Regions from separate parts of the Homo sapiens genome. Here region 1 is linked to region 2. Evidence: chromatin contacts called from ENCODE Hi-C data. All regions are on one chromosome and are shown on one strand. The core of a region is the stretch at or near the end of the contact, and the rest is flanking DNA. Distances in the headings are between cores, read along the strand shown. Region 1 holds the start of CDKL4 (cyclin dependent kinase like 4). Region 2 has its middle 54 kb from the start of THUMPD2.

Region 1 (7,269 bases), core at 4,526-7,025, 480 kb before region 2:
CTGAGGCAGAAGGATTACTTGAGCCGAAAAGTTTGAGACAAGCCCGGTCAACATAGTGAGACCCTATCTCTAAAAAAATAAAAAATAATTAGCCAGGGTCTAGTGGCCCTCGCCTGTGGTCTCAGCTGCTTGGGATGTTGAGGCGGGAGGATCACCTGAGCCCAGGAGTTTGAGGCTACATTGAGTTATGATTATGCCACTGCACTCTAGCCTAGGCAATGCAGCAAGACCCTGTCTCTAAAAAGCCAAAATGAACAAAATTAAACAAAATTAATTCCTTATACAAATTCCAACAGGCTTTATTTGGACAGAAATTGAAACTAAGATTTATACGGAAATGCATACGACCCAGAATAGCCAAATCAACTTTGAAAAAGAACAAATTTAGAATATTTATATTAAAAATTTATCTTAAATTTGACTTAAAATTTTACTATAAAGTTATGGTAAATCAAGACTGTGGTACCAGCATAAAGACATATATCAATGAAACATAATAATGAGTCAAGAAATAAACCCTTCTATTTATGGTCAATTGACTTTTAAAATTTTATTTTATTTTTATTTTATTGTTTAAGATAGAGTCTCACTCTGTCACCCAGGCTGGAGTGCAGTGGTGTAATCTTGGCTCACTGCAACCTCCGTCTCCTGGGTTCAAGTGATTCTCCTGCCTCAGTCTCCCAAGTAGCTGGGATTACAGGCATGTGCCACCATGCCCAGCTAATTTTTGTATTTTCAGTAAAGATGGGGTTTCACCATGTTGGCCAGGCTGATCTTGAACTCCTGACCTCAAGTGATCTGCCTGCTGTGGCCTCCAAAAGTGTTGGGATTACAAGAGTGAGCCACTGCGCCTGGCCCAACTGACTTTTGACAAAGTTGCTGCAGCAATTCGACAAGGAAAGAATAGTCTTTTCAACAAATGATACTAGGACCATTGGATATCCATATGCAAAACAAACAACAAACACACACAGTAGACAGACACCTCACACAATATAGCAAAATTAACTCAAAATGGACAAAGACCAAAATGTAAGCATTAAAACTGTATAACTTCTAGAAAAAAAAAAAGAGGAGAAAAATCTTTGTGACTTTCAGTTATGCAGATTTCTTAGATATGACACCATAAGCATGATTCATAAAAGAAAAAATAGATAAAATGGAATTTATCAACATTAAAATCTTTTGCTCCTCAAAAAATTTCCCCATTAAGAAAATGAAAAGCTAAGCCACAGACTAAAGAAAAATATTAGCAAATCTTATATCTGATAAAATATTTGTATCCAGAATACATAGAGAGCATGCTTACAACTCAATAGGAGGTTAAACAACCCAATTTAAAAATGGACAAAAGATGTGAATAGACATTTTACCAAAGATACACAAATGTCTACTAAGCACATGAAAGGATGCTGTTAGCCATTAGGGAAGTGTTAATTAAAATTGCAATAAGATAGCATTACATACACATTAGAATGACTAAAATCCAAAGACTGACAATATCAAGTGTTGATAAGATGGAAACTGGAACTCACACAAATCACTGGTGAGGATGTAAAGCAGCACAGCTCCATTGGAAAACAGTTTGGCAATGTCTTAAAAGTTAAACATAGGGCCAGGCATGGTGGCTCACGCCTGTAATCCCAACACTTTGGGAGGCTGAGGCAGGTGGATCACTTGAGCTCAGGAGTTCAAGACCAGCCTGGCCAACATGGTGAAACCCTGTCTCTACTAAAAATACAAAAAGTAGCCAGGCATGGTGGCGCACACTTGTAATCCCAGCTACTTGGGAGGCTGAGGCAGGAGAATTGCTTGAACCTGGGAGGCGGAGGTTGCAGTGAGCTGAGATTGTGCCACTGCACTCCAGCCTGGGTGACAGAGTGAGACTCTGTCTCAAAAAAAAGTTAAACACAAATTTAACTTAAAAATTAACCGCCAGGCGTGGTGGCTCACGCCTGTAATCCCAGCACTTTGGGAGGCCGAGACAGGCGAATCACCTGAGGTCAGGAGTTCGAGACCAGCCTGGCCAACATGGTGACACCCCGTCTCTACTTAAAATAAAATAAAATAAAATAAAATAAATCAGCTGGGTGTGGTGGTATGCACCTGTAATCCCAGGTACTCGGGAGGCAGGAGAATTGCTTGAACCCAGGAGGCAGAGGTTGCAGTGAGCCGAGATTGTGCCATTGCACTCCAGACTAGGGGACAAGAGCGAGACTTCGTCTCAAAAAAAAAAAAAAAAAATTAACCATAAACAGCAATTTCACTCCTCAGTATCTATCCAGGAAAAATTTTAAAATAGATCTAACAATGACATGTAAGCAAATGTTCACAGCACCATTATTCAGAAGAGGTCCCTATATGGAAAACAATCCAAATGTTCATCAACTGATGAATGTGTAAACAAAATGTGGATTATCCATGCAACGAAATACTATTCAGCAACAAAAAGGAATGAACTTGCTATAATGTAGATGAACATTAAAAAAAAAAAAAAAAAAGAAAAAAGAACCACATGCCCCAAAACATAATGCTAAGTGAGAGAAGACAGACACAAAATCCTACATATTTTATAATTCCATTACAGGAAATTTCTAGAAAAGACAAATGTGCAAGTGAGAAGGGCACATCTCCTCTGTGGTATTCTTGGCAAAAATGCAAAATCTAAATCTAATTATGAGTTAACAATAGACATGGCCAAACTGAAGGGCATTCTACGAATAACCGGCCTGTACTCTTAATAAAGAATGTCAACGTCATGAAAGAAAAGATCAAAGCACTGTTCCAGATTGAAGACTAGAGAGATGGAAAAACAAAATGCGACGTGTGATCCTGAACTGGATCCTGGACTGGTGAACAACATGACCATAAAGGATACTTCTAAGATAATTGGCAAAATCTAAATTTCGACTGCAGATTTGATATCAGTTTCCTGATTTTGGTAATTTGTACTGTGATTATATAAGAAAATGTCCTAGTTCTTGGGAATACACTGAAGTATTTACGGGTGAAGGGATCTGATGTCTGCAACTTACTCTCAAATGGTACAGAAAAATTAATATGCATGTGTTATATACACACTAAAAAGAAAACGATAAACAACATAAAAATTGAGCAAAACGTAAACAGTGAGTCCAGATATATGAGTTTATTACACTCTTATTGCCAGCTTGAAATTATTATATCAAAGTAGTTATTTTAAAGTGTGTTATCTCACTTTTCTTCTTTATATTTACTTTTATTACACCAAAGACATCTTTCTCAAACATCAACAGGATGAGATATCATCCTTTCTCAGAAATGTCTTATGGCCTCAAATGCCACAGAATAAAGTTCAAACTGTAGTATGATATTTACAGTTCTGTACGCCGTGGCCCCAATTTACCTTGCCAGCATCACTTCTCAGATTCTTCCCCAAACACTTTCAGGTCTCTAAGTCTCCCTTCATACCCCTGCCTGGAATGTCTGACCCTTAAATCTTCATCTTTTTCAAGTTCAAGTCAAATGTCTTTCTGCTTAGCTTCTCCCAATCCCCAAAAGCAGGTTCTTTCTCTGCTCGCATGCTATGTTAACGACTTCCTTTCACCCTTTCAAAAACATTATCACATTGCCTTCTATTGTTAGCCTATTGTCTGGCACATAGTGGACCTCCGCTGTGGCCCTACCGTAATGTTATTTTTCTAACCTTTCTATTAAATATGTAAAATGACTTACTTTTTAAAGCAAAGGCAATAAGTACATTTTGATTATTAATACAGTACTTGGACAAGAAATCAAGATTAAATGGTGATATAGCTATTGGCAGAAAGTAGATTCAGTTGGTTGAAAATAGTTTTCTTTTTCTTTTTCCTTTTTTTTTTTTTTTAACTGAGACAGGGTCTCGCTCTGTCACTCAGGCTGGAGTGCAGTGGCACGATCAGGGCTCACTGCAGCCTGTACCTGCTGGGCTTGAGCAATTCTCCTGCCTCAGCCTCTTGAGTAGCTGAGACTACAGGCATGTGCCACCATGCCTAGCTAATGTTTGTATTTTTTGTAGAGGTGGGGTCTCATTATGTGGCCTAGGCTGATCCTGAATTCCTGGGATCAAGTGATTCTCCCATTTTGGCCTCCCAAAGTGCAGCAGTTACTGGCATGAGCCACCCATGCCTGGCGAAATTATTTTTCATAGTCATCTTTGACCTTCAAACTGAAGCTTTATACTTTTTGGCTACAGGGCTTCCTGACTTCAGAATTTACCAAATATTTGACTCTCAAGTTAAAGTTCTGTGTACAAAGGCAGATAGGTATAGAACTGAGCCCACTTATGATTATCAAAAGAGGTAGATAGATACTTGAGTGGCTCACTAAATTCTTTGAAAATTTCTATTTAATTTCCTTAGTCTCAAGGGTTTGCAAAATGATGTACACAGAAACAGAATAGACTTGGAGGTAGGTTATTTTCCATGATTGTATCACAAATCAAGTCCTGAGAACTCAAGCCAGCCTAAGGAATACAATGAAAGAAGGAAAACAAAAATCAAGAAAGGGAGAGGTAGAAAAAAAGAAGAGTGAAAAAACACATTTTCTAATCTAGGAGCTTTAGGAAACTCATGTAAACAGTGGCATTAGGAATGATGCGGATGGCCGGGCGTGGTGGCTCACACCTGTAATCCCAGCACTTTGGGAGGTTGAGGCGGGTGGAGCACTTGAAGCCAGGAGTTGGAGACCAGCCTGGCCAATGTGGTGAAACCCCATTTCTTCTAAAAATACAAAAAAAGTTGCTGGGCGTGGTGTCCTGCCTCTGTAGTCCCAGCTACTTGTGGGGCTGAGGCAAGAGGATCGCTGAACCTGGGAGGTCAAGGTTGCTGAACCTGGGAGGTCAGCGAGCCAAGGTGGCGCCACCGCCCCCAAGCCTGGGGAACAAAGTGAGACCCTGTCTCAAAAAAAAAAAAAAAAAAAAAAAAAAAAAAAAAAAAAAGGAATGACGAGGAAAAAGAGATTTTGAAGATCAGGCCATATCAGTTAGGGAATCCACAGGCTGGTAAAGTCACAACCTCCTATGTTGTTATTGTTTTCAACCAAACCAAACATGAATTTATATTTAATAAAACTAATTAGTCAAATGGGCCATTAAATCATTGTTTTATCAACATAACAGTGAATTATTGAATTTCAAAAGTACACACACCTGTTTATAAACCTGTCCAGTTGACAATACAATCAGACTAATTAAAAGCATCCCCAGAAAACCAGAATACCACATAATTATACAAAATCCGATAAAGTAATTTTGTTTAAATATATCACATTTCGTGTGTGCACATAACAGATCTGCAAGTCAAGCACAAATCCACTTTATTTCCAGGCCTCTGGTCTTCAGCCTTCTTCATTTAATGACAGTTCTCTTTCTCGGCCATAGGTAGGCCTCCGCCTTGCGCGCTCCTCGGCCCCCGCCGCCGCCCACTCCCTGGGCAGCACCATTTCCGCCCCGAGGGACCCTCACCGGGTCAGTGCTGCCACCTCGAATCCGCCCCTTCCCTTCCAGGGGCCACCGAAGCGGAAGGCGGTCCCGCTTTTCTTTCGGGGAACTTTTCTTGGTTCCTGCAACTGGGATCCGCAGTCTAGACCTCGCGGCTCACCCCATCAACCCCGCACGCTGCCCGCAGTTCCCCCGCCACCGGCAGAATCCGCACTTACTGCACCCACAGGGCGACGGTGACGAAGCTTCGAGCAGCGCCGAACAGCCCCAGCCCCAGCTCCCGCGCGTGTCGCTCGGAGGAGGCGCCGTGTACCCAGCGACTTCGGAGCCAGCGGAACCGCCGCAGCGTCTCCCGGGCAACCGGAACGCTAGGGCGCGCGGGGCACTGCGGCTTCCGGAGCGGGTTCCCCTGGCGCTGGCAGCCCCAGCCCTGATCCTTCTGAGAGGTGACAGCGTGCTGGCAGTCCTCACAGCCCTCGCTCGGTCTCGACGCCTCCTATGCCTGGGCTCCCACTTTGGCGGCACTTGAGGAGCCCTTCAGCCCACCGCTGCACTGTGGGAGCCCCTTTCTGGGCTGGCCAAGGCCGGAGCCCACTCCCTCAGCTTGCAGGGAGCTGTGGAGGGAGAGGCGCGAGCGGGAACCGGGGCTGCGCACGGCGCTTGCGGGCCAGCTGGAGTTCCGGGTGGGCGTGGGCTTGGCGGGCCCCGCACTCTGAGCAGCCCGCCGGCTCTGCCGACCCCGGGCAATGAGGGACTTAGCACCCGGGCCAGCGGCTGCAGAAGGTGTAATGGGTCCCCCAGCAGTGCCAGCCCACCGGCGCTGCGCTCGATTTCTCACTGGGCCTTAGCTGCCTTCCTGCGGGGCAGGGCTTGGGACCTGCAGCCCGCCATACCTGAGCCTCCCACCCCCTCCATGGGTTCCTGTGCGGCCGGAACCTTCCCGACGAGTGCCACCCCCTGCTCCACGGCGCCCAGTCCCATCGACCACCCAAGGGCTGAGGAGTGCGAGCGAACGGCGCGGGACTGGCAGGCAGCTCCACCTGCAGCCCCTGTGCGGGATCCACTTGTTGAAGCCAGCTGGGCTCCTGAGTCTGGTGGGGACGTGGAGAACATTTATGTCTAGCTCAGGGATTGTAAATACACCAATCGGCACTCTGTATCTAACTCAAGGTTTGTAAACACACCAATCAGCACCCTGTGTCTAGCTCAGGGTTTGTGAATGCACCAGTCGACACTCTGTATCTAGCTGCTCTGGTGGGGCCTTGGAGAACCTTTGTGTCGCTACTCTGTATCTAACTGATCTGATGGGGACGTGGAAAACCTTTATGTCTAGCTCAGGGATTGTAAACACACCAGTCAGCACCCTGTCAAAACAGACCACTGGGTTCTACCAATCAGCAGGTCGTGGGTGGGACCAAATAAGAGAATAAAAGCCGGCTGCACGAGCGAGCAGTGGCAACACACTCGGGTTCCTTTCCACACTGTGGAAGCTTTGTTCTTTCGCTCTTTGCAACAAATCTTGCTACTGCTCACTCTGGGTCCACGCCGCTTTTATGAGTTGTAACACTCACCGCGAAGATCTGCAGCTTCACTCTTGAAGCCAGCGACACCACGAGTTCACCGGGAGGAAGGAACAACTCCAGACGCGCTGCCTTAAGAGCTGTAACACTCACCGCAAGGTCTGCAGCTTCACTCCTGAGCCAGCGAGACCACGAACCCACCAGAAGGAAGAAACCCCGAACACATCTGAACATCAGAAGGAACAAACTCCAGACGCGCCAGCTTAAGAGCTGTAACACTCACCGCGAGGG
Region 2 (7,699 bases), core at 1,011-3,510:
CTACTCGGCAGGCTGGGGCAGGAGGATTGCTTGAGTCTAGAAGCTATTGAGCTATTATCACACCACTGCACTGCACTCCAGCCTGGGTGACAGAGTGAGACCAGTCTCAAAAAAAAAAAAAAAAAAAAAAAAAAAAAAATCAGTGTTGCCACTGCTGCTGGATGGAGAATGGATTTAAAGAGGCACCACTAGAGGAGAAGAACCCAGTTAGGAAGGAGGAAGTTGCATAGGAACCCAGGAGACAAAATTGTGCCTGGATGGAGAGGGTGGTGATGAAAATGCACAGGAGTAGGTGGACATATTTTAGAGATGGAATTGATTTGCTGGTAAGTTACATGGCGGTGGGGAAACAAGGGAAGTTAAGGATGACACCTAAAGAATTTGTAGAGTTAGGTTAATTACTAAGGGAACTGCTTCTTGTATCAAAAAGGAGATACAATAATTTGGGGAAAAGGGGAAAAAGAAAAAACTGCTAAGTTTTATGGTTAACTCAGCGTTATACAGGATAGCGTTTATTTAATGGAGACTGGAATTGAAAACTGTAGTTGAGAAAATATCAATGGCCCAAATGCTCCTTCTTGCTAACTGACCCAGCTGCCAGCCGATTCCTCTCTGATTTCCAGTTGTTTTCCAGAAGTTGTGCATCTAAGACCTGAAGATAGTATTCAGTTTAAGTGTGAACTTGATCAATTAGTGGTGGCTGGGAAGATTTCAGTCCAGGCACAAAGGGGAAAGATGTAGTGTTTGTGAATGAATGGGAAAGGCAGATGTCACATACTGGCCAACCCCAGTTTAAATCACAGCAGATAGACTATTGGTCTGCTTCAGGTAAGCATTTCCCTTTTTTGGAGCTCACTAAGAAATTCTGAGAATAAACTCCCACATCTTAGGGCTGATGTTCCTAATGAACAGACCATTGTCCCAGTGAAGTGCTTATCCTGGTTGGCCCAGAGTCTGACCAGGCCACTGCCTTGAGTGTGGGTGTGAGGATGGATGAACTGTACCCTCAAGTTCATCAGCAAGTGTTCTAAATCAGGACCTTAGAGGTAAATTCCCTCAATATCTGGCTAACTGTGAAGTGGCATCCTCTGGGGATTCTGGAAAGGGCATGGAAACCTTGCTATAGCAAGGGTGCACGGAGGCTCCGCTGGATCCTACACAAAGGGCCTGGGCTCCCTTGACTTGCTCCCAGAACGCAATCACAGTTCAGGGCATTTCATTCTTTAATCATAAAACACCTTTTATTTCCATCCTCATAGCTTTGCCTGTTAGGTTGATTGTGATGAACACATAAATACTTGCTTTAGAAACCTAGCCACGCCTGAACTGAACTTCACTCAGCTGTGGCTTCAGTGGGCTTCAAATTCATTCCCCACAGGTAAAACACATTGCACTTATCATATTGCTTAAATCTGTTAATCACAAGAGTTTAAAATGAACTTAAAGACCTGAATAAATTGTTGAAGTTTTCTCATTTCTCCTCTAAGCCCTGATTTGCCATTTGTTAGTTCTGGACTCTGTTGGTTGCTCAAAAAATAAATAGATATATAAGTAAATAAATAAAGCACTTAATTAATTCTAAGAGGATGGCAGTGGAGCCATATTATTGTTAACTTTTAGGTCTCCTTCATTCTTGTAAGTACTAAACATAAATAAGAAGTGGCAGAGAAAGCTCGGATTCTCAAAAGCTTCTCCAGTGCTGTTTCTTGGCATTAATGAGACTGAGTCCCTGGGTGAGGGACTGCCTCAGTACCTCCTCAGTGACTGTGTCAGGCTGTGTCCTTTATAAACCATATCTTGTTACTATTTGCCCCTACTTTATGGGTAGAGAAGCCAAGGCTCACAGAGGTTGAGTAACCTTCCCTAAGATACTAGCCAAGATTTGGTTTCCAGCTTGCTCACTCCAAAATCCTTCCACCTTCCTGCACAGCATCCACGTCAACTACCCAAGACCCAGCAGCATTTCCATAGTGCATTTCTAACCCTATCTGAGCCTACTGTCAACATGTTATACATCTAGATAGGTTCACATTCCCCTGCATTTTCCAAGGGTCCCTTTGGAAGTTACTGCTCTATAGTTTTTAAGCAAGCTTCTATATTTCTAAGCCAGAGCACACACTGCACTTTGTAATTCTGTAAAGAATGCCAGACCTATTTTTGTAAGCACAGAATCTCTCCTTACGTGACTGACCTTCAAGAGACCCTGTAGCTTGCAGTAGCCTAAAGGTATGACAGCAATTTTAATTACCTTCTTGGCACTTCCCCCACAGAACATTATGAGAAATTCCCGTGTTACTAGGGCTGCTCAAAGATCTCTATTTAAGTGGGTATGTCCTCCTTACTTTGTCCTGTGACAGCATCCCTGACGGCATTTTTTAAATTATTAGATGAAAGTAATTATTTCAAAAAAAAAAAAGAGGCTATCTAGCCTTACGGTTAGAGGTAGGATAGCAACTCAAAGACTCATGAATTTCCGTCCTTTCTCCCTGACTGTCTTGATGTGTGGCCCTGCAAGAATGCTGGTAATAACCACACATTTAAGAAGCCTGAAAATCACTTTGAACACCTCTACAAACTTTTATTTCCTTTATCCAAGTTGAATGTGAACTAATTTAAAAAACATAACATATTAAGTTACACTAACAATAAAATAAAACCATCTGATGTGGAGTCAAAACAAGGAAACCTTCCAAATTTTTTTATTATATCTCAAGGAAAGTACAGTACTTCATTTCGTATTTTCCCTTTGAGAGACTGGTCGCTGTGCAGTGACTTAGAAAACACCCCATAACCAAACCAAAACAAACCTCAAGACAGCCTCGGAGGCATATGGAAACTATAATGGTCATCTCTCTTTGACAGCAGAGGAACAGAGACTCAGAGCATTAACCCAAGATCTCTCAGCCAGTCTCTGGCAGAAGGTTCACCTCCCCAGCAAAAAAGCGAGGTAGATTTTGAGGTCAGCATGTCCAAGTATCTATATTCCTGCAAACATGTCGAGCAGCCTCTACTTTACAGGACTCTGTGGTGACGATGGTAAATCGCTATCATGCCAACATGTTTCTCAAATAAACTGGACTTGGGAATTGAAATTAAACCAACTGTGAAAGGTAATCTGGGGGAGATGACGCATGTGATTAATACAGTATTGACTCAAGGGATGAACCAGTTCTTAAACAAAGAATTCTCCAAATAAAGTAACAGTTTAAAGAGTGTTCACAGGAGTAGGGGAATGGTTTTCAAGAGAAGTGAAATGAAGATGAGGAAAGACCGAGGGTGAGCTAGAGGGACAGCCATGTAGAGCCATGCGGGGTGGGACGGGTGAGTGGCCCTCAGAACCCTATCCCAAACACCCCTACAAAACCAGTTCCTTTGAGGAGCCAGATGAGTAAGAATACAATGAGTTAAGAGGAAATTCAGTACAATTTCATTATTCTTTAAAGCAATTAGCCTGTGGGTCTGCGATACGCCTACATAATCAAGAAAGGTGTCAGAAAATGTCAAGCTTTTACCTAGTAACGATTGAGGAGCTGGTTCTGTGTTGCACGATTCCATACATTCCAATATCACAAAGGAAGAAAAAAATCTTCCTTCAGGGAAAGACAATTTGTTCTTGTTTCCTTTTGACAATGGAATGCATGGATTTGGTCAATGCGGGGGAAACTTGGTTCAGCATTCTGGACTTTTATGGCTGTGTTCACTTGGTTGGCAGATGACCATGAAAAGTAACTTGTTTGGGATGTCAGTGGGTGTGGAGGAAATGCCAGTAAATGTGTGTTGAAGGAATGAGGGAATAAATGAATGACGCATCACTAAGATGGTGATCCCTGGTCTGTGAAGCCGACTTGCTGCCTCACAGCCTCTATTTCTCAAGGTTACTTTTCTTTTATTGTTCTCAGGCCTAACATACGATTGTAGACTCAAACTCTTTGTGTCACTTTAGGAGCAGGTCCACCGTGGCAAAATGGTTCTAGGGCCTCGGCAAAAATAGGGACATCTCAATACTGTGGAACAAAGACACATGTGGTCAAATGAATGACCAGTTGTGTTCACTTGCTCATTCATGTGTTCTTTGATTTGTCACATCTCTATAGAGCACCTAGTATGTGCCAGAGACTGATTTAAGTGCAGGGAATACATAGTGAATAAATCAAAGCTGCTGCCTTCAAAAAGCTGCCATTGTAAGGTGACAAAGGAAAAAAGTAAAAAATCTTCCTTCAGGGAAAGATAATTTGTTCTTTTTTCCTTTGTGTCTGTCTCAGAGAGACAGACAGTAATAAAACAGGGCTTGTGCAGTAGGTGGTGGTGATATGTGCTATGAACGAAAAATGAGGTGGCTAGGAGAATAGAGTGCTAAAGGTGAGGGGATGGCCAGTTTAGGGAAGCTGGCGTTGGCCTCTCTGATAAGAAAACATTTGCACAGAGAGCCTGAGCAATGCAGGTGTCCTGAGGAATGTCCAGGAAGGGTAGATAGCAGGTGCAGAGGCCTGGGATGGGAACAAGCTTTGCATGTGGCAGGGTCAGCAAAAGGTAGAATGAAAGTGAGAGTGTTGAGATGAAGTAAGAGGGAAACCAGGCTATCCAGCACCCTTTGAACACCTTTCCAATAAAACCCAAGACTTCGGGTTTCATTCTGAGTAAGATGGAAAGTCATTGGAGGATTTCAAACATAAGAGTGATAAAATCTGGCTTACAGAAAAACAGGCAAAATACCTTTGGCCCAGTGAATGAATTGTCCTTGGTTTCCATGTTAATACCCAGAGGCCAGTACTGGGCGTTTAGGTCTATCTGGCAAAATATATGGTTAATGTGCCCATTCTTCCAAGGTGAAGTCAATCTCACAAAGTGTAGGATACCAAGGGCAAGAGTCACAAAAAGGCAGCTAGCAGGGTGACCAAAAAATGGTAGAAATAATGTGTAAGGGTTGGGGGTGGGTAAGGAAGGGCCCTGGAGTAATTGCTGTCATTTGTTTCATCTCGAGCAGGCAGTTTCTCACTGAAGAAACTTAATGAAAACTGACAATATTAAATGATTGTGGCATTCAGATGGCAAAATTACACTTCAAATCTCCTGACTCTCTTGAACATAATTCATGGAATTTAAGATAAAAAGCTGAGCTCTTCATGCACGTTTTGAGTTGTTTCTTTAAATTTCCAACAATCCATAATTTTTCTCTCAAATGTTTTCCTCGACTCAGCTCATTTTTCTCTCTGCCGAGGTGTTCCAGAGAGTGGTTTCATCCCTCCATTTCCAAAGGTCAAGGATATTCCTCTATCTCAGAAGCCCGGACTTCTGGCTGGTATCCTCTTGCTCCTGCTCACATCCCTTTCAGATAGCTGTCACAGCAGCCATTCAGGCAGGGCCAGTTTACCAAGGAGCATTCCCAGAACCTGACATGGAGCAAGTACTCACTAACTGCCTGGTAGCTAAGTAAATAAAGAAGCAAATGAACAAATGAATAAATAACAAGATTTGAAAAGGCTACTAACACTATGGCAAAATATGAACATGCACTAAAAAAACTCACCTGGATTTCTTAATTAGCAAGATTTCTCTAAGACTTTGCATCTCACCTAATTTTAGTCCAAGGGCTTTCTTGCATAGCTCTCTGAACCGACACATTTACTTAATATCTAAGTGAGCATTTCTTCTCAAACCTCAGTTTATTTTGAATCCCTGAGACTTAGCTTTTTTATTTTTTAATTATACTTTAAGTTCTAGGGTACATGTGCACAATGTGCAGGTTCGTTACGTAGGTATACATGTGCCATGTTGGTTTGCTGCACCCATCAACTCATCATTTGCATTAGGTAATTCTCCTAATGCTATCCCTCCCCCAGCCCCCCACCCCTCGACAGGCCCCGGTGTGTGATGTTCCCCACCCTGTGTCCAAGTGATCTAACTGTTCATTTCTCATCTCTGAGAACATGAGGTGTTTGGTTTTCTGTCCCTGTGACAGTTTGCTGAGAATGATGGTTTCCAGCTTCATCCATGTCCCTGCAAAGGACATGAACTCATCCTTTTTTATGGCAGCATAGTATTCCATGGTGTATATGTGCCACATTTTCTTAATCCAGTCTATCATTGATGGACATTTGGGTTGGTTCCAAGTCTTTGCTATTGTGAATAATGCCACAATAAACATATGTGTGCATGTGTCTTTATAGTAGCATGATTTATAATCCTTTGGGTATGTACCCAGTAATGGGATTGCTGGGTCAAATGGTAATTCTAGTTCTAGATCCTCCAGGAATCGCCACACTGACTTCCACAGTGGATGAACCAATTTACACTCCCACCAACAGTGTAAAAGCATTCCTATTTCTCCACATCCTCTCCAGAATCTGTTTCCTGACTTTTTAATGATTGCCATTCTAACTGGCGTGAGATGGTATCTCATTGTGGTTTTGATTTGCATTTCTCTGAGACTTAGCTTTCTAGGTTACACAGGAAGTCGGTGTCTCCCTGGACAGCTGTCTGCTTCTTGAATGGTTTCCGAGTGTCCCTTTGATTCACTGTTCTCAGATCTACAGGCATTTATTTATTCTCTCCTACCAGGAGCTAGTTCAATTTAGTTCAAAAAATATTAATTGTTCTTTTCTGGGCCACACTCTGTACCCTATTCTGGAGGAGGAAAAAATGCTATAAAATAGTACTCCATTTATTTGACATCCTCAAATTTTCATAAATTTTCAAAAACTTTATAGTTGTATGCATTTAATATTAAAGATATTTTAGCAGAGACTAAAATCATGATTTAATTCTGCAAAGTACACCGAGATCATTAGTACTGCTACCTCTTACGATCTACATCACTGTCACTCACTTCAAGTCAAGAAATGAATTTTTTTTTTTTAACCCATCGTTTGTTGCATTTTGGTCACAGAGTCCACCCCTACACGTTTTTTCTTTTCTCCTAAAGATGTATGTAAGGCTTAGGCAGATGATGACAAAGACTGTATTATTCAAAATCTTTGGGAGGCCAAAACATTAAAAATGATTTTGGAGAGGGGTGCCAAATACTGATAAAATAGACAACTAGAAAATATGGTAACAGAAAAAATGCAAAACATTTGGAGGGACTCCACTGAGAATGAGATGTGCAGAGCCTGCAGGGCAGGAGAGTGCTTCAGTAACCTTGGTGTGTGGCACAGCGCCCCCAGCTGCAATCAACAGAATAACTCTAGGTTGTTCGGCAGAAAAGGAATTCATTAAAAAAAAATTAGAATGCTCAATAGGGCCAGAAAATTAATCTAGGGGACTACACAACCAGGAACACCATCCAAACCATACAACAAGATGGTAGTTTCAAAGATTCACTGCCACCCCTGCCGGGGATCCACACCATAGCTTGCACCATGGATATTGAACGCTGAATGCTGTCCTCTACCCCAGCTAGCCCCTGAGGCCAGATGCTTCTGCTGCCTCTCCCCCAGAAAGTGGATTCCATGGTGCCTGGTTCCTCCGCATAGCTCACATCTGAATCCAATTATCATATGTCAGTGTCTGGCCCCCATTCTACCTATAATATAGGTCGGAAAAGCTGGTGTTCTGGTTTCTGCCTTGGAGAGGTGGGACTCAAACATTGGAAAATACGATAATTCACCACTTTGATGTACCCTTTGGATGCCCAACATCAATATCTGTTCTTAATTTGATATTTAAACTTCCTCCAACCAACCAATATTCGCATGTAAAA

The links. A loop is a pair of places that touch in the nucleus more often than their neighbours do. Pooled maps may share reads with other maps.
Region 1: a loop to region 2 is called in a map with no recorded cell type, with 5 times the contacts of the local background. The contact joins the promoter of CDKL4 here to the enhancer-like site in region 2. A Hi-C loop is called at or near these places in 5 of 168 maps with a recorded cell type or tissue (B cell, HCT116, K562 and 2 more), 12 of 37 single-sample maps with no recorded cell type and 10 of 50 pooled maps.

What each region holds. Positions count from the first base shown.
Region 1 is chr2:39,238,195-39,245,463 of GRCh38, forward strand. CDKL4 (cyclin dependent kinase like 4) reads right to left here and starts at 5,776. Exons shown (of 10, transcript NM_001397900.1): 1 at 5,677-5,776.
Region 2 is chr2:39,721,878-39,729,576 of GRCh38, forward strand. It overlaps a transcript of TMEM178A not described here. Among named protein-coding and RNA genes, the nearest start is that of THUMPD2, 54 kb to the right of the region's middle. RefSeq lists an enhancer at 1-145. Within about 2 kb of position 2,261, at least 3 of the 41 ENCODE cell types and tissues checked have a DNase peak (open chromatin) inside an H3K27ac peak, as active enhancers do.